2 separate regions of the Homo sapiens genome follow, and region 2 is linked to region 1. A link is a loop called in an ENCODE intact Hi-C map of the cell type or tissue named here. Cell type or tissue: chondrocyte. All regions are shown on one strand. Links, peaks and the distances in the headings refer to the core of each region. The heading gives the core; the rest is flanking DNA.

Evidence for each region. Peaks named below come from ENCODE experiments on the same cell type or tissue, not always from the same donor. Only the 100,000 strongest peaks of a DNase experiment are listed, where the experiment ranks them.
Region 2: it touches region 1 in a loop (5-fold over the local background); 61 of 110 quality-filtered maps call a loop at or near these places.

The regions. Positions count from the first base shown.
Region 1 is chr2:100,980,966-100,988,965 of GRCh38, reverse strand. It overlaps NPAS2 (neuronal PAS domain protein 2), which reads right to left. Exons shown (of 21, transcript NM_002518.4): 16 at 6,589-6,735; 17 at 690-887. Among named protein-coding and RNA genes, the nearest start is that of NPAS2-AS1, 7.8 kb to the right of the region's middle. RefSeq lists silencers at 3,869-4,008, 3,893-4,088 and enhancers at 5,020-5,519, 5,520-6,021. In chondrocyte, for the core only: CTCF peaks have their summits at 3,706 and 3,933 (motif pointing right); no DNase peak of the experiment used is centred there.
Region 2 is chr2:100,587,175-100,601,986 of GRCh38, reverse strand. It overlaps the pseudogene HMGN2P22. Among named protein-coding and RNA genes, the nearest start is that of LINC01849, 9.2 kb to the left of the region's middle. In chondrocyte, for the core only: CTCF peaks have their summits at 6,729 and 6,935 (motif pointing left); no DNase peak of the experiment used is centred there.

The DNA of each region.
Region 1 (8,000 bases), core at 1-8,000:
GCAGGGGGCGCCTGGAGGAACAGGGAGGCCTGGAGGAGCAGGGGGACCTGGAGGAACAGTGGGGGCCTGGAGGGGCAGGGGGCGCCTGGAGGAGCAGAGAGGCCTGGAGGAGCAGTGGGGGCCTGGAGGAGCAGGGGGACCTGGAGGAGCAGGGAGACCTGGAGGAGCAATGGGGGCCTGGAGGAGCAGGGAGACCTGGAGGAGCAGTGGGGGCCTGGAGGAGCAGGGGGCGCCTGGAGGAGCAGGGGGCACCTGGGGCAAGGGACAGTGAACAGCAGTGGCTGCTCATGTGGGTAATGGTTAAAACCAGAGTAGATGGCGGGGACCATGGACGTTGAGTGTTGGGACATTCAGCTGCCAGTGGGTCTCTGGGATGGCCATATCTGCCTCCAACCCTAAGTCAGCATCAAAGGTGAACATTTCAGCCGAGTGATATCTTTAAGCACGAGAGCAAGGGACTGAGGTGGACATTTATAAAACACAGAAGGAAGCCAATACAACTTGGGGTTTCAAAGTGACTTTAACAGAAGAAGGAAAAGAAGGCTCACTCCCAAATCTACCCTCAGTCCATAACGGAACAGGGCAGTAGGCCTCAGTTCACGTAGGCTGCAGGAATCAAGTATGTCCCAAACTGCAAGAGGGTGTCTGCTCTAGAGGCAAGGAGTGAAGCTGGCAAGGAGCACATTTACCTGGGTTGATATCACACTTGATTCTCTGAGCAGGTGCTGGCTTGTGACCTGGGCAGAGGAGATCTGCCCTGGAAGTTGGGGGCCCGCCCCGAGCTGGGGCTGAGTCACTGCAGCTGACCTTTGCTGTAGCTGCTGCTGAGCCTCAGGTCGCTGGGTGCTGCTGAAGCTCAGGGATACAGCTGGCTGCTGCAGGAACATCTGGGAGCAGAATAGAAATGCCTGTGAAGTTGGGGTCATGGGTACCTCACCAGTGTGCACCTCCTTTGCATTCCCTGTGCCAGTAAGAACTTTCTTGCTCTGAGCTGCCTAGAAATAGTTCATTTACTCCACTGGTGGACATGGAGCACCTGTGATGCCCCAAGCTCAGTGTCAGGCACTGGCCACAGAGCCATGGGCTGGAGAGACACTCTCTCTGCCTTCATGAAGGTTACAGGCAAGTGACTGAGGCCTAACAATGTGAAAGCTGTTTAGACCCAGATGTTCTCTAAATAATGTGATGTACTTGTTTAGAGTCGAGGTTGGCTTACCAGCTTCTTCCTAGAAGGGAGAAATACCTGGTGAGTGGAATGCATGATGCAGTCATGATAATATTGCCTCATGATATAGGGGCAGAGGGATGGCTCACCTGTGGCATGGGCCACATTGCCCTCGCAGTAGGACCAGGCTCTGTGTTTGCCCTTGAATCTCTGACCAGTGACTCGTGTCTGTACCCACATTACTGTTGAGAATTTTCAATCCAGTGCTCTCAGCTGAGATGGCAGATCTGTCATTAATTAAGGAACCACATACCCAGGCAGGCCAATAACATGGATATGATCACATAACATTAAGTCCATGCACTTTAAAATTATGTTCAAGTTTTGTAATCATCATGATCATCTCTGTGTTTTGTTACCTAAGGTGTCTCAGAGACATTTAAAAGGCCATGGGATATTAGCTTGGTGGTTTTAATTTGAAAGATTTAAGAGAATTTGAGGTGTTCTTGAGAATCCTGATTTAGTTCAAATAAGTTTGGTGTATTTGATTTAAAACAGTTGTTTACGCTGGGCGCTGTGTCTAACGCCTGTATTACAGCACTTTGGGAGGCCAAGGCGGGCAGATCGCTTGAGGCCAGGAGCTTGAGACCAGCCTAACCAATATGGTGAAACCCTGTCTCTACTAAAAATATAAAAATTAGCTGGGCATGGTGGCGCACGCCTGTAATCCCAGTTATTTGGGAGGCTGAGGCAGGGGAATTGCTTGAACCTGGGAGGCGGAGGTTGCAGTGAGCCAAGATCGTGCCACTGCGCTCCAGCCTGGGCAACAGGGTGAGACTCTGTCTTAAAAATGAATAAATAAATAAAACAGTTGTTTAGGTGCTTAGAAAGATTTTACTTCTTAGCTTTATAAGTCTGCCTTGTTAGGTACATAAAATGCTTGAAAGATTCAGATAAATTAAATGTGTAAATGAATAGTTTTGGTAGATAATGTTGATTATTCACAATCAACCTATCAACTAATTGAACATAAATAAAAATCTAGTTAGAGCATTGCTCTTTTTAGACCAAATTAGTAGATTCATAAATAAAACGGAATCTGTCAGTTGACTCTAAAGTTTTAAGAAAGACAACTTTTGTAATTTTAATAATAATTTAATGACAGACCTGAAACTGGCTTTTTAAACAAAAGTACCTCTTGGGTATTAAAAACATCAGATGGCACTGTGTCTATCATGATTCTCAACATACACTGTTCCAGTCCATCAGGCCCTTAGCCTGGAGTTCTTTAGGGGGAAGGCTCTCTGGCTCCCAGCATCTGACGTTTTTCACCCCATTCCTGTACTCAGTGCAGTCCCACCTCATATGCAGTACAGGACCGACAGGCTGACATCTGCTGAGTGTCAGCGCAGGTTTGGAGAGGCAGGCGAGGATCCCACCATGCAGGCGCGCTGGGGAGACTTACGGATCAGTTCGCTCAAGCATCTGTTTCATGGGTGGGGTCGAGCCACTTACCAGAGGCCCGAGATGGGCAGGTGGCTGAGCTGGGGCTGGGTTCTGATCTTTCTACCATCCCACGGGACCTCCCCAAACTCCTCTCATGCCCCACCCACCACAGAGAAGCCTGCAGTTTTGAAATGAGGACTCCTTGTCACTTTAGAAATTAAGAAGAATTTTCTGGGTATCCATCATTTTACACATTTTGAGGATTCATGTTTCATGCAATCCCAGCTCCCTATTAAAATAAGACTCATTTATAGCACATAGGGCAACCTATACTTCATCACTTCAGCAAAAACCTAGTAGTCAAACCCAATTACCATGCGTTTTTCTGGTAGGACACAATTTACCTTTTGATTAGAGTTTGAATAAATCCAACCTTTATTGATGAGAGGCAGTATAATTTACCTTAAAGCAGACCTATCTTAGCTCAAATTCCCACCCTACCATTTACTAGCAGTATGGCCTTCGGCAATTTTAATAACTTTTCAAAGCCTTAGTTTCCTCATTAGTAAAAAATAGTGACATTAAAAAAAAATAGTGACATTAAGAGCATATATCTTATTAAGGACTAAATGAAGTTAATGCATATAAATGACCTGAGACATAGTAAGTACTGAATGAATGTCAGATAATAACATTCAAAATGAAAAAAGGAGCTTTTTCCTCCTTCGCCTCTTTGGGCATATAAAAACTGTTTGATAAATGAATGAATGGAATAAATGCATGTATGAATGAATAAACATATGAATGGTGCTTTCACTCAGAGAAGGGCAAACTATGTCTGCTGGTGTTATTTATGTAACAGACTGTAACAGCAAGGTGTGCTACTCTGTCCCATCGATGTATATCCTCTGACAGTAGAAACCCTGCCCTGTTTATCTTTCTGTATCCTCACAGTGCTTAACCACGTGCCTGGTAAATAAAGGGTGTCTGTCAGATGGATGGATGGACTAAAGGATGGATGGAAGGAAGAAAGGACGGGCAGAAGGATGTATAGAAGGGAGGGTGGCCAGAAGAAAGGATGGACAGATGGCGGCTGGATGGAAGGACGGATGGAAGGATGGACAGATGATGGCTGGATGGAAGGATGGATAGATGATGGCTGGATGGAAGGAAGGAAGGACGGATGGAAGGATGGATAGATGATGGCTGGATGGAAGGAAGGATGGATAGATGGATGGATGAACCAGTTGAGGAACACGTCATTTGCCATTGCTACAGGTGTCCTTCTAGGCATTCCTTTGAGCAGCCAGCAGAGGGCGCGCATGCTCTCAAAAAGAGCAAGAGGCAGCCTTGGAGGGGGCGATGGGCCTTTCAGCACAACAGCTCTTGTCCAGGTAGCCCCATTTTCATGACCCCATCCAGGTGCAAACACCAACAGCCCTTCAGGACTTCTTCCTCATAACCCAAGGTTTTTTTGAAAAAAAAAAATAGTAAGCATCACAGGCACATATAGCCTCGACGAAAGTTTTGAAGCAATGAAGTAAAGCATCACAAGTCCACTGAGGTTGGGATAAAGGCCACTGGGTGGGGGACTGGTTCCTGGTTTGCTGCTGGGCACAGCCGTACTTCTGTTTATCAACAATAAAGTAGAATTTTGTGGCTTAAGGAGATGGTGACTTAAAAGGGCTCTGAGGTCAACTTTATAGAAAACATAAAAAAAAAAAAAAGTTCTCCAAGTGGGAAAAGTTATCAGAGAAAACAAACCAACAACTTCTAATTTTCAAGAACAAACCAATCCTACACTCACAGATGATTTTTCATTAGTGTTATCTGCTTATTTCTACAAATACTTGTCATTACAGGACATTTTAGAAGTATACAAAATAGACAAGTAATATAATGAAACCTTGGCATCACCATTAGGCTTCAACAATCATCAGTGTTTTGTCATTCTTATTTTATCTATCCCTCTACTTTTGGGGGTGGGCTGGAGTCATTTCTACTTGCTTATTCTTCACACTTGAATCACACAGTTTAGTTTAAAAAAAACAAATATCACATTTTGGAACATATTTCTTTAAGTCTTACAAAAAAACAAGGCAGGCTCCTTGAGGAAATATCCTCTGTCTCGACTATCTGTGGATTTCCATGATCTCTGGAAAATTCCACTGCAAAGATAAGGCCTCAGGAATGAACACAGGGCAGGAAGGCACCGGAGGGTGCAATTCCCATGCCGGCCGGCTCAGAACATCCCTCAGTGCACTGTGGCATAGGTACTTTGGGGTTAACCAAAGGCATAGGTCACAAGGAGGAAAAATACTTTGTTATAACAGGAGTGAAAGCGATAACCTTGCTGCCTGTTATTTTAAAATTCAGAAAAGGCAGGAAGTAGAAAAACTCCAGGCACTGAGGGGGATGTTCATACGCCTACCTCAATTTTAGCAGTTTCTGGCTCGATTTCCCCCTTCCTGTTAGTGTAAAAATTCCATTAAAGTAATTGGAGTCAGGCAAGCATTGGGCTCCCAGTCAGGCCCTGGATCAGTGAGAAAAATATTCCAGCTGGGAAGGCGTAAGTCAAAAGCCACTTTTTACCTATTCTGGTAAAAGGTGGAATGGCAGCTCGGTGACTCCATTTCTTTTCACGAGAAGGCCGAGCCTTTTTCTGGTCAATTTAAGGGTGCACTGAGGAGGTGGGGAGAGCAGCAGGGCTCTGGCATGGCCCAGGCTGTCTGAGTGAAGCCTGCTCAAGGCGCACACGCCGTGTCTTGAGGGGAGCAGGTGGGGAGGTGGCCTGTCCAGGGCGGGGCTCTTCTCTTTAAGGTGAGCAGCCACCTCTGAGAGGCCTGTGCAGGGGCAGGAAGGGGAGGGACAGTGAGCATCTAGAAAGCCACCAGGAGTGCCCCTGAGGGCCAGGCGGAGCTGCTGGGACCTCAGCGAGGCAGGATGGCCAAATGAGCATCTCCCTAAGCCCCCAGACACCTGCACCACTGTGTATTAATCTCAGCGTGCACCGGCTCACGGCGCTGTGCCCCGACAGAACCCGCCTGTCACCTATGGTAGGTGTGGCTGCACTTCAGAAGCTGTGTGGCCAGGGGAGGGTCTGCGTAGATGGTGATGGGGGAAGCAACAGGGACAGTGCTCCAGCAGAGATGTTATTTCTGCTTCTTTCTGTCCCTTCTAAGGGTCTCCAAATGCTTAGTGCTCCCAGGGCAGACGCCAAGGTTAGCTAGAGTTACATTTACAATCAAAGGCTGGGTCAGAATCAGGCACTTCTGAAGATACACAGTCCTGGACTAATGTAAGTAAAACATTATATATTATTAAAAGAGATCCAATATGTAAAGGTTTTCCTCCAAAACAAAACAAAAAACAAAACAAAACAACACCTCTCCAAACAATTCTAATATCTGGGGGTCACAGTGAGAGCTGCTGCTGCTAGGCTTTGCAGAGCTTCCCTGCTGGCACACCACAAATGGGGAGCCACCCAGCTCCCTCTGCAGTCTCCAGTAGGCTGTGATATGGATATCATCATTTCCCACATCTCCCTGGATGCCTGCGTTGGATGAGAAACAACAGAGCTGCTTCCATCTCCTCCTGATGGCAGCCTGGGCTGGGAGCTAGGAAAGCAAAGTTATAGAGGTGCAGGGAGGTACTACCCAGGACCGAGGCAGGCATCCATGCAGGGCAATCCAACGCCAAGTGCACAAGTGCAAACGTAGGTGGAGGCAGTGAGCAGATGTGCCTGTCAGAGTGAGGGGCGAGGGAAGAGGACATCAGGGGTGTGGCCTGGAGGCAGGGATGGGGACCGGGATTTGTTCCTTGTCCTTTGCAGAGACTGCAATATGCTTTCATAAGCAAATGGGGCTTGGCAGGGCAGTTCACAGGGCTTGGGAGGAAGTCCTGGCTGCCCGGAAATGGCGGCAGGACCCCTTCCCACACAGCAGCAGGGACAGAGGCCAGCCCGGGAAGGGGATCACCTGGACGTTGGAGTCCTGGACCAGGCAGAGCTGCTCCTGGATCTTGTGGAGCTCTTCCTGTTGCCACCGGATATTGGCCTGCAGGATCCGCGTCCGCTGCTCTAGCTGGTCTTTGATGGTCTGGAACATGCTGAACTGTGCCGAAAACTTCAAGGTGGAGCCGAAAAACATAATCAGATGAAAGAGTTATTTCAGCCTTGCAGGCAGATCTTGCTGCTGCTCGGTCTGTACACTTCATTTCCGTCCCTTAGCCGTCTTTCCCAGCATCCCTAAGGAGCCCACGGCTGGGTCCTGGGCAGTGAACAGGGGCTGCAGATGAGGTCTGGGCATCCTGGGGGCCCCTGCACCAGTCTTTCTCAGGCTGGCTATGACAGCAGGCCCACCTGAATCTGCAGACCTGACTTACTGCCCTGCAGTCCGGGAGGGCCACAGAATTGGGACAGGATTTTGTAAGCAATGTTCACAAACTGATATTCCAAATTTAGAGAGATGAACAAATGGTTCTGGAGATGAATGTCAAAAGCAGGACATCAGAGAGTCCCTTTTCCCCCTCATTTAGGGCATAGCAGTTTGTACGTGACAGCTTCACAGGCATTTTTGGGTCCGGTCGTTATCCTAAATCTGATCCTGGCTCTCTCCAAAACAGCCTGGGATCATCAAGAACTTTTCATTCCCCCTCACCCTCCCCTCTCCAGCCTTACTTGCTACTATGCACGTCTCGGAAATCTGTGCAAAAAACGAACAAAACAATCACCCAGTCTTTGCCCCGAGGGCCCCCTCTCCAGTGTGACTGACCTCGGGGTAAAGACACGGTGATTGTTTTGGGTCTCCCCTTCCTTTGGACCCTTAATCCTTTCTGGGGAAGGAGGCTGGCCTTAGGAAACTTGCAGGTAGTCTCTGCCTCCTGTCCCGTCTCCCTCAACACAGGCTCCTCCGCTTCCAGGAAACACTGTTTGGGAGGGATGGCAGGAGGGGCCTGCAGCCCCTGCTCTGGGCTCTTCGGGGCTATGACTCCCATATCTTGAGGCAAATGAGTTTGCTAGATTCATTCTGTTTTTCTCTTTCTCCCTTTTTACCATGATTTAACCTCCACTCCCTCAATCTCTAGCCCAACAATCTCCCTAGTCTGTTTCCTGCCCGCTGTCTTTTGCAAATGCCCCCAGGGCCTCTCTCTTTTCCTCTGCCCTTTGACCTCCCAGACACAGGGAGGCAAGGAGAGCAGGAGAGTTGAGAAACAGGATGAAATAACTGAAAGCATAGCTTTTGAAGCAGCAAAATAATAATAAAAAGAACCAGTAAGAGTAAGAATAGCAGGTGCTGACATGTGCAGAGACCCTCAGGTGCCAGCTGCTGCCCCAGGCAAGTAGAGGTACGTGTGTTGTGCTTCACGACGAGCCCATGCCACCCCAAGA
Region 2 (14,812 bases), core at 3,577-11,576, 390 kb after region 1:
TTGTTTCTTCCTGCCTTGCCTTGATAGGAAGTGATTGGGGGCTCCAGGAAAACCCATCTATTTTGCATATCTTGAGAAAAAATCTAATAAAAAGGTACTATCTCCCTAGGAAAAGGCAAGTTCATTATGTGTCTTTCAGACCAGCCTTTTGATGACTTCTGGTCCTGACCTGATTTCTTGGAGGCCCCAGGCGGGGGCTAATTTACATCTTTGCAGCCACGCATGCAGCCAGAGATTGCTTCTTCAGCGGCAAGCTCCCATTTAGCAGTCATTTTCTTTGGGTACACATTGAGTTCCCAAGTTTTTGTGAGCTTACTCAGCAGGCCTGCTGTCTCCAAAAGAGGACACTGCATGATAGCGGCCTTCAAGAGCCTTCAGGAGCTCTTAGGGGCTGGATGTGTCTGCTTCCATAAACATTTATATGCACCCACTAGCACATCCTAATCAATAAAGTATAATGCTTTGTGGCCTTCTAGCAGAAACTCTTTTTCCTAACTCTACTTCCACCATTTAAAAGTTTTTCCTGGAGCCATGGGGTCAGATCCTGCTTGGAGTGCCATTAGATCATGTATAAATCACCTACAAAAGTCTCCTCCACTCTATATACTTAAAAATCCTTCCCACTGGGTGCACTGGCTCATGCCTGTAATTCTAACACTTTGGGAGGACAAGGTGGGCAGATCACGAGGTCAAGAGATTGAGACCATCCCGGATAACATGGTGAAACCCCGTCTCTACTAAAAATCAGAAAATTAGCTGGGCATGGTGGTGGACACCTGTAGTCCCAGCTACTCCAGAGGCTGAGGCAGGGGAATTGCTTGAATCCAGGAGGTAGAGGTTGCAGTGAGCCAAGATTGCACCACTGCACTCCAGCCTGGTGACGGAGGGAGACTTCGTCAAAAAAATAAATAAATAAACAACCTTCCCTTTGGTTGATATTTATTTATTTATTTATTTATTTATTTATTTATTTTTGAGACAGAGTCTCGCTCTGTCGCCCAGGCTGGAGTGCAGTAGCATGAACTCGGCTCACTGCAAGCTCTACCTCCCAGGTTCACACCATTCTCCTGCCTCAGCCTCCCAAGTAGCTGGGATTACAGGCGCCTGCCACCACGCCCGGCTAATGTTTTGTATTTTTGGTAGAGACGGGGTTTCACCATGTTAGCCAGGATGATCTCGATCTCCCAACCTCGTGATCCACCTGCCTCGGCCTCCCAAAGTTCTGGGATTACGGGTGTGAGCCACCGCACCTGGCCTGGTTGATCTTTATTTTTATTTTTATTTATTTATTTATTTATTTATTTATTTATTTATTTGTTTTTGAGATGGGCTTTCACTCTATTGCCCAGGCTGAAGTGCAGTGGAGGGATCACAGCTCACTGCAGCCTCAACCTCCCCAGGCTCAGGTGATCTTCCCACCTCAGCCTCCTGAGTAGCAGGGACTATAGGCATGTACCACCATGCTGGCTAATTTTAGTATTTTTTTGTAGAGACAGGGTTTCACCATGTTGCCCAGGTTGGTCTCAAACTCTTGAGCTTAAGAAATCTGTCTGCCTCAGCCTCACAAAGTGCTGGGATTACAGGTATGAGCCATTATGCCAGGCCCAGTTGATCTTTTTTAAACAAATAAAAGTGAATAAAAATGGTGTCGCTTTGGCCAGGCGCGGTGGCTCATGCCTGTAATCCCAGCACTTTGGAAGGCCGAGACGGGCGGATCACGAGGTCAGGAGATCGAGACCATCCTGGCTAACACAGTGAAACCCCGTCTCTAGTAAAAATACAAAAAATTAGCTGGCCTGGTGGCGGGCGCCTGTAGTCCCAGCTACTCAGGAGGCTGAGGCAGGAGAATGGCGTGAACCCAGCAGGCGGAGCTTGCAGTGAGCCGAGATTGCGCCACTGCACTCCAGCCTGGGCAACAGAGCAAGACTCCGTCTCAAAAAAAAAAAAAAAGAAATGATGTCGCTTCTTACCCACCTACTGTTCTACTTGCAGAACAAAAGATACAAACATTAATTTAAACATAATTGCCAAGAGAGGGCTTTCAAACATCACCAATTCTTCCTTCCTTCCTTCCATCCCTCCCTTCCTTCCTTGCCCCTTTCTTTCTTTAAATTACGTGCTTACCAGTTTTAGGGTAAGAACTATGAGAAGTTACAAATACAGGAGAACACTGGGAAAGTTCTGGGAGGAAACTGCATCCATTTGATAGAAGCCACAGCTTTACAAATCATCTCAAGCCCATCCTGTATGACTCAGAATTCATTTTGAAGAGATTCCCTCCCCATGTATTGTTTGCCGATTGAAGCATAAAAACATATCCACTAACACAAAGTTAATTCTCCCAAAACTTCTCACTGTCCAGATTATGTTCGGTGGAATATAAGCCACTGGATCTGCTGAGGCAAGTTAGGGAAGGGGAAGCAAGGAGCGTGGGAGGGAGTCCTCAAGTTCAGAGACTTCCATTCGGCTTCACGGCCTGTGCCTCTCTGGTTCTATTTTTCTCGTACTCATTCTAACACCACCAAAAGTGGAAAATGTACCTTGAACTCCAGTGACCTTCATCCACTCTCTTTGAATGTGGTCACATGCCTCTATGGGCTGGACATTATTCTAAAATAATTCACCTCTTGGAATCCCCGAGGATAGAAAGAATAACCCAGATGCAACAGAGCTCAGCACGTGGGCTAACATGGCTCCAACCGCCTCTTTCCATGCTGATGCTCTGCCTGTAACTTAGAGGGTGGGTCCATTACACGAGCTTATGAATACTCTGAGATAACCCAGTTGAGTGTGATGCAAGTAGAGGTTGTAGATTTTAAAAAGTCAAAGGACCCAGAATGTAATGCAGGTGGAGGAGAGTTGTCTTGGAAAGTGATAAAAGTCCCACTGTGACAACACAAAGCCCTCCTCTGCTTTATACTGCAAGACCCACCTCTGGCTAAGAAACCAAAAAGGTAAAGGTTGATCTAGAGGCAGAGATGGGTGTTTTTTAACATCCTAAGAAAAATGCGAGAGTACGATTAGAAAAAATAGATTATACAAGGAGGATGGTGTAATGGTGGAAACATAAAAGGGAGGAAAACTATATGAAATTCTCTAAATAAAAGCATTAAAAGATGTCATTTAAGAGTCTCCCCAAATTGTACTAAAAACCTACCTTAAGAGTTATGAGTCACGTAAGGCCCTGTTTGTAACTGCAAGTACTAGACCAAACAATTAATCCCAAATTAGCAAATCTTTCATGATGTCAAAGCTTCAATGCTTTCAAATACTAAGACGCTGCTGCTGACGACAGTGATGATGACGATGGTCACTATTATTGCAAGAGCAACAACAATGAAACTCTTCTAAGTAAACAAAACCTCAGCTAAGTACTGAGAAATCTTAGCTCATTAAATCCCCGCACAATCATAGGAGTTGGATCCTTTTCACAGATGAGAAAATGGAGGCATAGGAAGATTAAACACACTCGTTTGGCACCATGAGAGGCTGCCAAGCTCTGCTGTAGGTGATGATAAAAACAAAGATGAAGCCATCTGCTCCAGGAAGGTGGGTCCTTTCGGGGCAATTTGGAGTCACCCTGGGTTTCAGGGTCTAGTCCTCAGCCTGACATATTCAACAAGCTCCTTTGTTAATTCAGAGGTAATTGAGTCTCGAGAACTGTAGCAATTAACATAGGTTCAGATTTAATTATAAATCAGAATACCAAATTTTTAATTCAGAGGTTCCTAAACTTCCATTGGTTCATGGCTCAGTATTTTTTTCATTGTGCGCCTAAGTCAAAAGAAATACAGTTGACCCTTGAACAACAGGGATTTGAACTGCCTGGATCCACTTACATGTGACTTTTCTTCAACCAAATGCCAATTGAAAATACAATATTTAGGCCGGGCGCGGTGGCTCACGCCTGTAATTCCAACACTTTGGGAGGCCAAGGCGGGCAGATCACGAGGTCAGGAGATCAAGACCACCCTGGCTAACACGGTGAAACCCCATCTCTACTAAAAAATACAAAAAATTAGCTGGGCGTGGTGGCGGGTGCCTGCAATCCCAGCTACTTGGGAGGCTGAGGCAGGAGAATGGCGTGAACCCGGGAGACAGAGCTTGCGGTGAGCCAAGATTGCGCCACTGCACTCCAGCCTAGGCTACAGAGCAAGACTCTGTCTCAAAAAAGAAAAGAAAAGAAAAGAAAAGAAAAGAAAAGACAGTATTCTCCGGATGTTAAACCTGCCTATAAGACCTTTTAGGGCCAGGTGCATTGACTCATGCTTGTAATCTCAGCACTTTGGGAGGCTAAGATGGGTGGATTACCAGAGGTCAGGAGTTTGAGACCAGCTTGGCCAACATGGCGAAATCCCATTTCTATTAAAAATACAAAAAATAGCCGAGTGTGGTGGTGCACACCTGTAATCCCAGCTACCTGCAACGCTGAGGCAGGAAACCTGCTTGAACCCAGGAGAGGGAGGTTGCAGTGAGCCGAGATTACACCACTGCACTCCATCCTGGGCAACAGAGCGAGACTCTGTCTCAAAAAGACAAAAAACAAAACAAAACAAAACCTTTTATTTATTTATTTATTTATTTATTTATTTATTTATTTATTTATTTTTGAGATGGAGTCTTGTTCTGTTGCCCAGGCTGGAGTGCAGTGACATGACCTCAGCTCACTGCAACCTCCACCTCCCAGGGTCTTCAAGCAATGTTCCTGCCTCAGCCTCCTGAGTAGCTGGGACTACAGGCCTGCACCACCACGGCTGGCTAATATTTGTATTTTTAGCAGAGATGGGATTTTCTTATGTTGGCCAAGCTGATCTTGAACTCTTGACCTCGAGTCATCTGCTCACCTTGGCCCCCCACAGTGCTGGGATTACAGGCGTGAGCCAACACACCCAGCCTAAAAACACCTTTTCGTATAGGCAGGTTCTGCAGGGCTGACTGCAGGATTGAGTACGAGGATTTGGTTATTTGCTGGTGGTCCTGGCACCAATCCCCCGCATACACTCAGCGAGACTGTAACGACTTTTATTAAGCAGTTAGCGCCAAACAATTTATTTTTATTTTTATTTTTGTCAAACAATTTATTAAGGTTTTATGTCTTAAACTTTTAGATGCTTGACCAAATATATATGAAAAGTGAAAGGAAAATTACCTATTAATGTGAGTAAGTACCTGTTGGATGCTGCATAAGTCCTCCAACCTTGAAATTGGAGATACCTCTCCCTCATATCCTGCTCCACATTGATTTGAGCTCTACCTGCTTTTATCACAGCAACCGCTAAAAACCCAACTTCAGAAAGATCAAAGGAATGTAGCGCAAGCTAATATTGGAACTGCGAACTGTTGGGAGCTGGTGGTTCCTGAAGTATTCAATAAATGTTCAGTATTGCAGCGCTTCCCTTGAGAACTTATCCTGTGCCCACGAACTTGCTACTGGGTTCAGAGGCACTTCAGCAAATGGTTTAGGAACTGCAGCATTAATTTATACTGAGAAATAGAACTGCTACTTAAGAAAGATAACTGCCGGCCCAATGCGGTGGCTCACGCCTGTAATCCCAGCACTTTGGGAGGCCGAGGCTGGCGGATCACGAGGTCAGGAGATCGAGACCATCCTGGCTAACAGGGTGAAACCCTGTCTCTACCAAAAATAGAAAAAATTAGCCGGGTTTGGTGGGGGGCGCCTGTAGTCCCAGCTACTCGGGAGGCTGAGGCAGGAGAATGGCAAGAACCTGGAAGGCGGAGCTTGCAGTGAGCCGAGATCGCACCACTGCACTCCAGCCTGGGGGACAGAGCGAGACTCCATCTCAAAAAAAAAAAAAAAGAAAAAAAGAAAAACAAGAAAAGATAACTGCCAAGGGTACTGGACTTCTCACTTTTTTTGTTCCCAATAAGATTGAGAAACCAAATCAGAGTCAGAAAGCCTTTGGTGCCCAGAGAGATAATGTGGGGATGATAGATCCACCCCGACATGGATCTAGTTATTGCAGTTACTCTGTGTGTGTGTGTGTGCGTGTGTGTGTGTGTGTGCGTGTGTGTGTGTGTGTGTGGGTGTGTCTGGGTGCAGGCACGTAATACATTGTTTCATTTAGGTATCTCAAATCTCAGATGGAACAAAAAGTTGCAAGTTTGTGATGCTTTTCTGTAACATTTGCTAAAAGACAAAGGATTGATTTGTTAATTATTCAACTTTTTATTAAGTATAATTTTCATGTAAAACATGTAGCTGTATTTTGCAAGGTTTCTTTAAATTTTTCTGATTGTCATCTCAGAGAGAGTTACTTACCAAAGAAAAGTACTGGTTTTTAATTTTTTTTTTAAAGTTGTATTTTATATATATTCCAGGGATATTAACAGCCTTTTTCTTCTCAGGAAGTTGGTATATTCAGTATTTTAAATGTCAATAAACAGATTCAGGGAGTTAAAGATCTGCCTTCAAAATTAAAAGCTAGAAGGGTCAGGTTAAAATAACCTAACACACCTTCATCTATTGTGGGATAAAACTACAACATTTCATGGGTTCTAAGCATCCTCCCCTCATTGTTAATATCTCTGAGGTCAGGGTGCATCTTATGGTTACTGTGGCAGGTGGCAGCTGTGATCAAGTTGTCACAGGCCAGGCGCGGTGGCTCACGCCTGTAATCCCAGCACTTTGGGAGGCCAAGGCGGGTGGATCACGAGGTCAGGAGATCGAGACCATCCTGGCCAATATGGTGAAACTCTGTCTCTACTAAAAATACAAAAATTAGCCAGGCATGGCAGTGCATGCCTGTAATCCCAGCTACTCAGGAGGCTGAGGCAGGAGAATCGCTTGAACCAGGAGTCGGAGGTTGCAGTGAGCTGAGATTGCACCACAGCACTCCAGTCTGGCGACAGAGTGAGACTCCGTCTCGAAAAAAGAAAAAAAGAAAAAGAAAGTTGTCACTGCATGCCACCTTCTGGTGGGATCAAGAAAGCACCAGCATCAAAACTAGCAGAAAAGACACTAGAGCTGGACTCTGAATGGAAGGACATTTTTAGGAATACCTTTACCAACTTACAGGAAGACCTCATGTTATTGCACGTTACATACACTGTTTTTTACAAATTGAAGGGTTGGAGCAAACCTGCATCAGGCAAGCCTATCAGTGCCATTTTTCCAACAGCATGTGCTCACTTCATGTCTCTGTCACATTTTGATAGTTCTTGCAATATTACCAACTTTTTCATTATTATTATATCTGCTAGGATGATCTGATCAGTGATCTTTGATGTTACTGTTGCAATTGTTTGGGGCGCCACAAACCACACCTACACAAGATAAACAAACTTACTCGATACATGTTGTGTGTTCTGGCTGCATCACAGATGGGCTGTTTCCCTATCTCTCTCCCTCTCCTTCAGCCTCCCTATTGCCTGAGACACAGCAATATTGAAATTAGGCTAATTGGTAACTCTACAATGACCTGTAAGTGTTCAAGTGAAAGGAAGCATTGGACATCTCTCTTTAAATCACAATTTAGAAATGATTAAGCTTTGTGAGAAAGGCATGACAAAAGATGAGATAGGCTCAAAGCTAGGCCTCTTGCACCAAACAGTTAGCCAATTAGTAAATGCAAAGGATAAGTTATTGAAGGAAATTAAAAGTGCTACTCCAGTGAACACATGATGGATAAGAAAGCAAATAGTCTTATTGCTGATATGGAGAAAGTTTTAGTGGTCTGGATAGAAAATCAAACTAGCCACAACATTTCTTTAAATCAAAGCCTAATCCACAGGAAGGCTGTAACTGTCTTTAATTCTTTGAAGTCTGAGAGGTGAGAAAGCTGCAAAAGAAATGTTTGAAGGTAGCAGAAGTTGGTTCGTGAAGTTTAAGGAAAGAAGCCATCTCAGCTGGGCATGGTGGCTCGCACCTGTAATCCCAGCACTTTGGGAGGCCTAGGTGAGTGGATCACTTGAGGTCAGGAGTTTGAGATCAGCCTGACCAACATGGAGAAACCCCGTCTCTACTAATAATACAAAATTAGCTGGGTGTGGTGGCAGGCACCTATAATCCCAGCTACTCTGGAGGCTGAGGCAGGAGAATCACTTGAACCCAGGAAGCAGAGGTTGCAGTGAGCCGAGATCATACCACTGCACTCCAGCCTGGGACACAGAGTGAAACTCTGTCTTAAGTAAATAAATGAATAAATAAATAAATAAGCCATCTCCATAACACAAAAGTGCAAGGTAAAGCAGCAAGTGCTGATGTGGAAGCTACAGCGAGCTATCCAGAAGATCTAGCTAAGGTCATTGATGAAGGTGGTCACATTACACAACAGATTTTCAGTGTACATGAAACAGCCTTCTGTAGGAAGAAGACACTATCTAGGACTTGCATAGCTAAAGAGGGGAGGTCAACGCCTTGCTTCGAACTCCAAAGGACATACTCTTTTATTTGGAGACAAATTCTCTTGTTAGGAGCTAATGCAGCTACTGACTTTAAGTTGAAACCAATGCTCATTGACCATTCCAGAAATCCTGGGGCCCTTAAGAATTAGGTTAAATGTACTCTGCTTGTGCTCTATAAATGGAAAACCAAAGCCCAGATAATAGCATATCTGTTTACAGCATAGTTTACAAAATATTTGGAGGCCTATTGCTCAGGATAAAAAGATTCCTTTCTAAGTATTACTGCTTGTTGACAATGCACTTGTTACCAAAGAGCTCTGAAGGAGATGCACAAGGAGATGAATGCCGTTTCATGCCTGCTAACACAACATCCATTCTGCAGCACAGGGGTCAAGGAGCAATTCTGAGTTTCAAGTCTTATCATTTAAGACACTTATTTCATAAGGCTATAGTTGCCATAGATAGTGTTTCCTCTGATGCGTCTGGGCAAAGTAAATTGAAAACTTTCTGGAAAGGATTCGTCATTCTACATATATATATATACACATATATATGTGTGTGTGTGTATATGTGTGTGTGTGTGTGTGTGTGTGTGTGTGTATATATATATATATATATATATATATATGGATACAGAATCTCTCTTTGTCACCCAGGCTGGAGTGCAGTGGTGTGATCTCAGCTCACTGCAACCTCCACCTCCAGGGTTCAACCAATTTTCCTGCCTCAGCCTTGTGAGTAGCTGGGATTACAAGCTTACACCACCATGCCCGGCTAGTTTTTGTATTTTTAGTAGAGATGGGGTTTCACCATGTTGGCCAAGCTGGTCTCAAACTCCTGACCTCAAGTGATCTGCCTGCCTCAGCCTCCCAAAGTGCTGGGATTACAGACGTGAGCCACCATGCCTAGCCAGATTCATCATTCTAAATGCCATGAGGACATTCGTGATTGATGGGAGGAGGTCAAAACACCAACATCAACAGGAGTTTGAAAAAAGTTGATACCAATCCTCCTGGATGACTTTGAGGGGGGGTTCAAGAATTCAGAAGAGGAAGTCACTGCAGATGTGGTGGAAACAGTAAGAGAGCTAGAGTTAGAAGTGGAGCCTGAAGATGGGACTGAATTGCTACAATCTCGTGATAAAACTTTAACAAACAGGAAGTTGCTTTTTATGGATGAGCCAAGAAAGTGGTTTCTTGAGAGATGGAATGTACTCCTGGTGAAGATGCTGTGAGCATTGTTGAAATGACACATTCCACTGTTGAATATTCCATAAATGTACTTGATAAGCAGCAGCAGGGTTTGAGAGGATTGACTCCAATTTTGAACAAGTTCTACTGTGGATAAAATTCTATCAAACAGCCTTTCATGCTACAGAGAAATCTATCATGAAAGGAATCAATGAGGAAAACTTCACTGTTCTCTGTTTTAAGAAATTGCCCCAGCCACCACAACTTTCAGCAACCACCACCCTGATCAGTCAGCAGCCATTAACAGTGAGGCAAGGGCTGGGTGCAGTGGCTCATGCCTGTAATCCCAGCATTTTGAAAGGCCGAGGTGGTCAGATTGCCTGAGGCCAGGAGTTCAAGACCAGCCTGGCCAAAATGGCAAAACCCCATGACTACAAAAAATACATTAAAAAAAAAAATAGCCAGTCATGGTGGTGCACACCTGTAGTCCCAGCTACTTGGGAGGATAAGGTGGGAGAATCGCTTGAGCCTGGGAAGTTGAGGTTGCAGTGAGCTGAAATCGTGCCACTGAACTACAACCTGGGTGACAGAGCAAGATTCTGTCCGCCCCCCCCCCACCACACCACACATACACACAAATTGAGGCAAGACCATCTACCAGCAAAAATATTACAACTTGCTGAAGGCAAGATGTTTGTTAGCATTTTTTAATCAATAACGCGTTTTTTAATTAGGGTATGTACTTTTTTTACACACACTTAATAGTCTACAGTAATCATATAATGTAAACATATTTGTCATACATACTGAGAAAACTGAAACTTTGTGTGACTTGCTTTATTGCAATATTGAGTCTGGAACTGAGCCTGCAATATCTCTCTTATGCCTGTATTTTACCTTTTAAAAAATGTATGCACAAGAGGGATATGTAACAAAAATCTACATTCCATTTTGTCCAAGCAAGATCTTTTAAACATATAAAATAGAACCAAGGGAGCAGGGTGAAGAAGAAGAGGCGAGAACGACCCCCCCCGACCGACCAAGCCCACGGGCCGCTGCATCCCACGCCCAGCGCCTACGTCCTGCCACCGTCGCTGCCGATACCACCATGCCCAAGAGAAAAGCTGAAGGGGATGCTAAAGGAGACAAACCCAAGGTGAAGGACGAACCACAGAGAAGATCTGCGAGGTTGTCTGCTAAACCTGCTCCTCCAAAGCCAGAGCCCAAGCCTAAAAAGGCCTCTGCAAAGAAGAAAGAGAAGGTACCCAAGGGAAAAAGGGAAAAGCTGATGCTGCCAAGGAGGGGAATAACCCTGCAGAAAGTGGAGATGCCAAGACAGAGCAGGCACAGAAAGCTGAAGGTGCTGGAGAGGCCAAGTGAAGTGTGTGCATTTTTTTTTTTTTTTTTTTGAGATGGAGTCTCGCTCTGTCGCCCAGGCTGGAGTGCAGTGGCGCAATCTCGGCTCACTGCAAGCTCCGCCTCCCGGGTTCACACCATTCTCCTGCCTCAGCCTCCTGAGTAGCTGGAACTACAGGCACCCGCCACCGCGCCCGGCTAATTTTTTGTATTTTTAGTAGAGACGGGGTTTCACCGTGTTAGCCAAGATGGTCTCGATCTCCTGACCTCGTGATCCGCCCGCCTCGGCCTCCCAAAGTGCTGGGATTACAGGCGTGAGCCACCGTGCCCAGCCCATGTGTGTGCATTTTTGATAACTATGTACTTCTGGTGACTGTACAGTTTGAAATACTATTTTTTACCATGTTTTATAAAAATGCAGAATTTTGTTTTACTTTTTTTTTTTAAGCTATGTTGTTAGAACACAGAACACTTCATTGTTGTTTTGGGAGGACGGGGCATGTGTCACTAATAGAAAGTCTCCGAAGCTGGATCGATGTGGGGAAAACACCTTTCCCTTCCAGTTTTGAGAGACTTCCTCTTGGCTCCCAGGAGGAGGGATTCCCTGACTTTGACACACATGACCACCTTGGCACAAAAGCCTTGTGGTATGGAAAACAAATTCGTTTTTATGTCCTCTTCTCCCTTTCCATCTTTCAGCAGAAAATTAACTCCCTTAAACCCAGACATCTGCTGGGACCTGACCCTCAATCATTGGTTACCAGTGTGTCAGGCAATCTGGACTTTCCAGTGATGCCACTGAGATGGCACCTGTCAAAAGAGCAGTGGTTCCATTTCTAGATTGTGGATCTTCAGATAAATTCTACCATTTTCATTTCACTTTCTGAAAGTCAGGGTCGGCTTGTGAAAAGTTGTTAAACAACATGCTAAATGTGAAATGTCAACCCTCACTCCAAACTTTCCCTATTCAGAGCATGAGATGAAGACTTCATTGGGTTTTATAGTGGCTTTCTGATTTCTGGTAGTCCATTGAAGAAGAGAGTTTGAAAGTTGTTGTATACTGTTAACGATTGTCTGCCCATGTCCTGCCTGAAATACCATGATTGTTTATGGAAAGTATCTTTAATAAAGCTGCATACAGTTTGGCTTGGGAAAAAAAAAAAATAGAACCAAACTCTGTGCAAGTTCAGACTCATGCTGCACCACCAGCATCCACACTGGGTCATCTGTGAAGTCCTTCTCCAAGGCACACAGACAGTTGCTCAGCCTTTGCGTAAGGACAGCCCGGAAGTGGAGGGCAGTTCACTCCCCTGGGGCACCCTCAAGTGGTGGAGGCCAGGGTTGGGTGATAAAGCAAGATCCTCTCTGTGGGTGGACAACTCTGGGAGGTCATCTACATGCTTCTTAGAGGTTTCAAAGGGATTGAGTTTCCGCTGCCACCAGCCCTGACCTCACATTCCCACCCTTCTGTCAGCTTTTCCCTTTCCCTGCCTCTGTCTCTCAAAGCTCTCATGCCTTCATCTTTGTTTTTTCTGTTTTGTTTTGTTTTGAGAGACGGAGTCTTGCTCTGTTACTCAGGCTGGAGTGCAGTGGCACAAACTTGGCTCACTGCAACCTGCACCTTCCGGGTTCAAGGGATTCTCCTGCCTCAGCTTCCCAAGTAGCTGAAACTACGGATGTGCACCACCACACCCAGATAATTTTTGTACTTTTTAGTAGAGACGGAATTTCACTCTATGTTGGCCAGGCTCGTCTAGAATTTCTGACCTCAGGTCATCCGCCTGCCTTAGCCTCTCAAAATGCTGGGGTTACAGGCGTGAGCCACCACACCCAACCACATGCCTGCATCTTTGGATCTCCTCTCGAACAAACTGTACCCAAGTCCCCGCTCAGGCTCTGCATCTGGGCAGACCCAAACTAACACCTATGTGTCCCTTTAGTTCTGGCACTTTACTATAGACACATGACAATCAAGAACTGAGTACCACCTTTCTTACAGGATTACAATTTCCTTTTTTTTTTTTTTTTTTTGAGACAGAGTCTCTCTTTGTCAGCCAGGCTGGAGTGCAGAGGTGTGATCTCACTTCATTGCAACCTCCGCCGCCTGGATTCAAGCAATTATCCTAACTCAATCTCCCAAGTAGCTGGGATTACAGGTGTATTCCGCCGTACCTGGCTATTTTTTGTATTTTTAGTAGAGACAGGGTTTCACCATGTTGGCCAGGCTGGTCTTGAACTCCTGACCTCAAGTGATCCGCCTACCTCAGCCTCCCAAAGTGCTGGGATTACAGGGGTGAGCCACCGTGCCTGGCACAATTTCCATTTTGATGTGATTCATGAACTGCCATATTTTAAAATAAATTTAATTTTTTTAGTATAGTTTTAGATTTGCAGAAAAATTCAGAAGCTAGTACAGTGAGTGCTCATATATCCTGCACCAGTTTTCTCTCCTCTTAACATCTTACATGAGCATCGTACACCTGTTACAATTAATGAATCAGTATTGATACATAATTAGTAACTAAAGTCTATCTGCTTTCAGAGTTCTGTTGTTTCTGACTGATGCACTTTTTCTGTTCTAGGACCTTATCCAGGACACCATATTCCATTTACTAGTCAGGTCTTCTTAGGCACCTCTTGGCTATAAAAGTTTCTCAGATTTTCCTTGTTTTTGATGACGTTGATAGTTTTTCTAGTCAGCTATTCTGTAGAATGTTCTTCAATTTGGACTTGTCAGATGTTTTTGTCTTAATTGTGGTTTGGTTTTTTGGAGGAAGACCAAAGAAGTAAAGCGTCATTTTCATTACATCATACCCAGGGTCTGTACTACCAGTATGACTCATCACTGTTGATTTTGACCTTGATCACCCAGCTGAGATAGTGTTAGGTTTCTACACTATAAAGATACTCTTCCCAGCCAGGCGCGGTGGCTCACGCCTGTAATCCCAGAAATTTGGGAGGCTGAGATGGGTGGATCATTTGAGGTAAGGAGTTCCAGACCAGCCTGGCCAACATGGCAAAACCCCATCTCTACTAAAAATAAAAAAATAAAAAAATTATTGTTGGGTACCTGTAATCCCAGCTACTGGGGAGGCTGAAGCAGAAGAATCACTTGAACCCAGGAGGCAGAGGTTGCAGTGAGCCGAGATCGAGCCACTGCACTCCAGCCTGAGCAACACAGCAAGACTCCAACTCAAAAAAAAGAAAAAAAAAAGGTACTCTTCCCACCTCCCTTTTCATATTGTACACTTTGGAAGGAAGTTGCTATGGACAACCCACCCTTAAAGAGTGGAATATCTTAAGTAGAGTATCTCTACGTTATTTGGAATGCTGCCTGGGCGATGGTCTCTTCTCCTCCACTTATTTATTTATTTATTTATTTCCATTCATATATATATATATGTGTGTGTGTGTGTGTGTGTGTGTATACATATATATGGGTTTCTTTGTGTTTTTTGTTTGTTTGTTTGTTTGTTTAGCTGAAGTTTCGCTCTTGTCACCCAGGCTGGAGTGCAAAGGCGTGATCCCGGCTCACTGCAACCTCCACCTCCGGGGCTCAAGCAATTCTCCTGCCTCAGTCTCCTGAGTAGCTGGGATTACAGGTGCTTGCCACCATGCCTGGCTAATTTTTGTATTTTTAGTAGAGATGGGGTTTCACCATATTGGCCAGGCTTGTCTTGAAATCCTGACCTCAGGTGATCCTCCCGCCTTAGCCTCCCAAAGTGTTGGGATTACAGGTGTGAGCCACGCGCCTGGCAACTTATTTATTCAATCATTTTTTTATCAGTATGAACTCATAGATATGTACTTTATATTTTGGGTTATAATCCAATATTTATTATATTGCCCAAATTGTTCCGGCTTTAGCTATTGGGAGATCTGTCAGTTGGCTCCTGGACCTC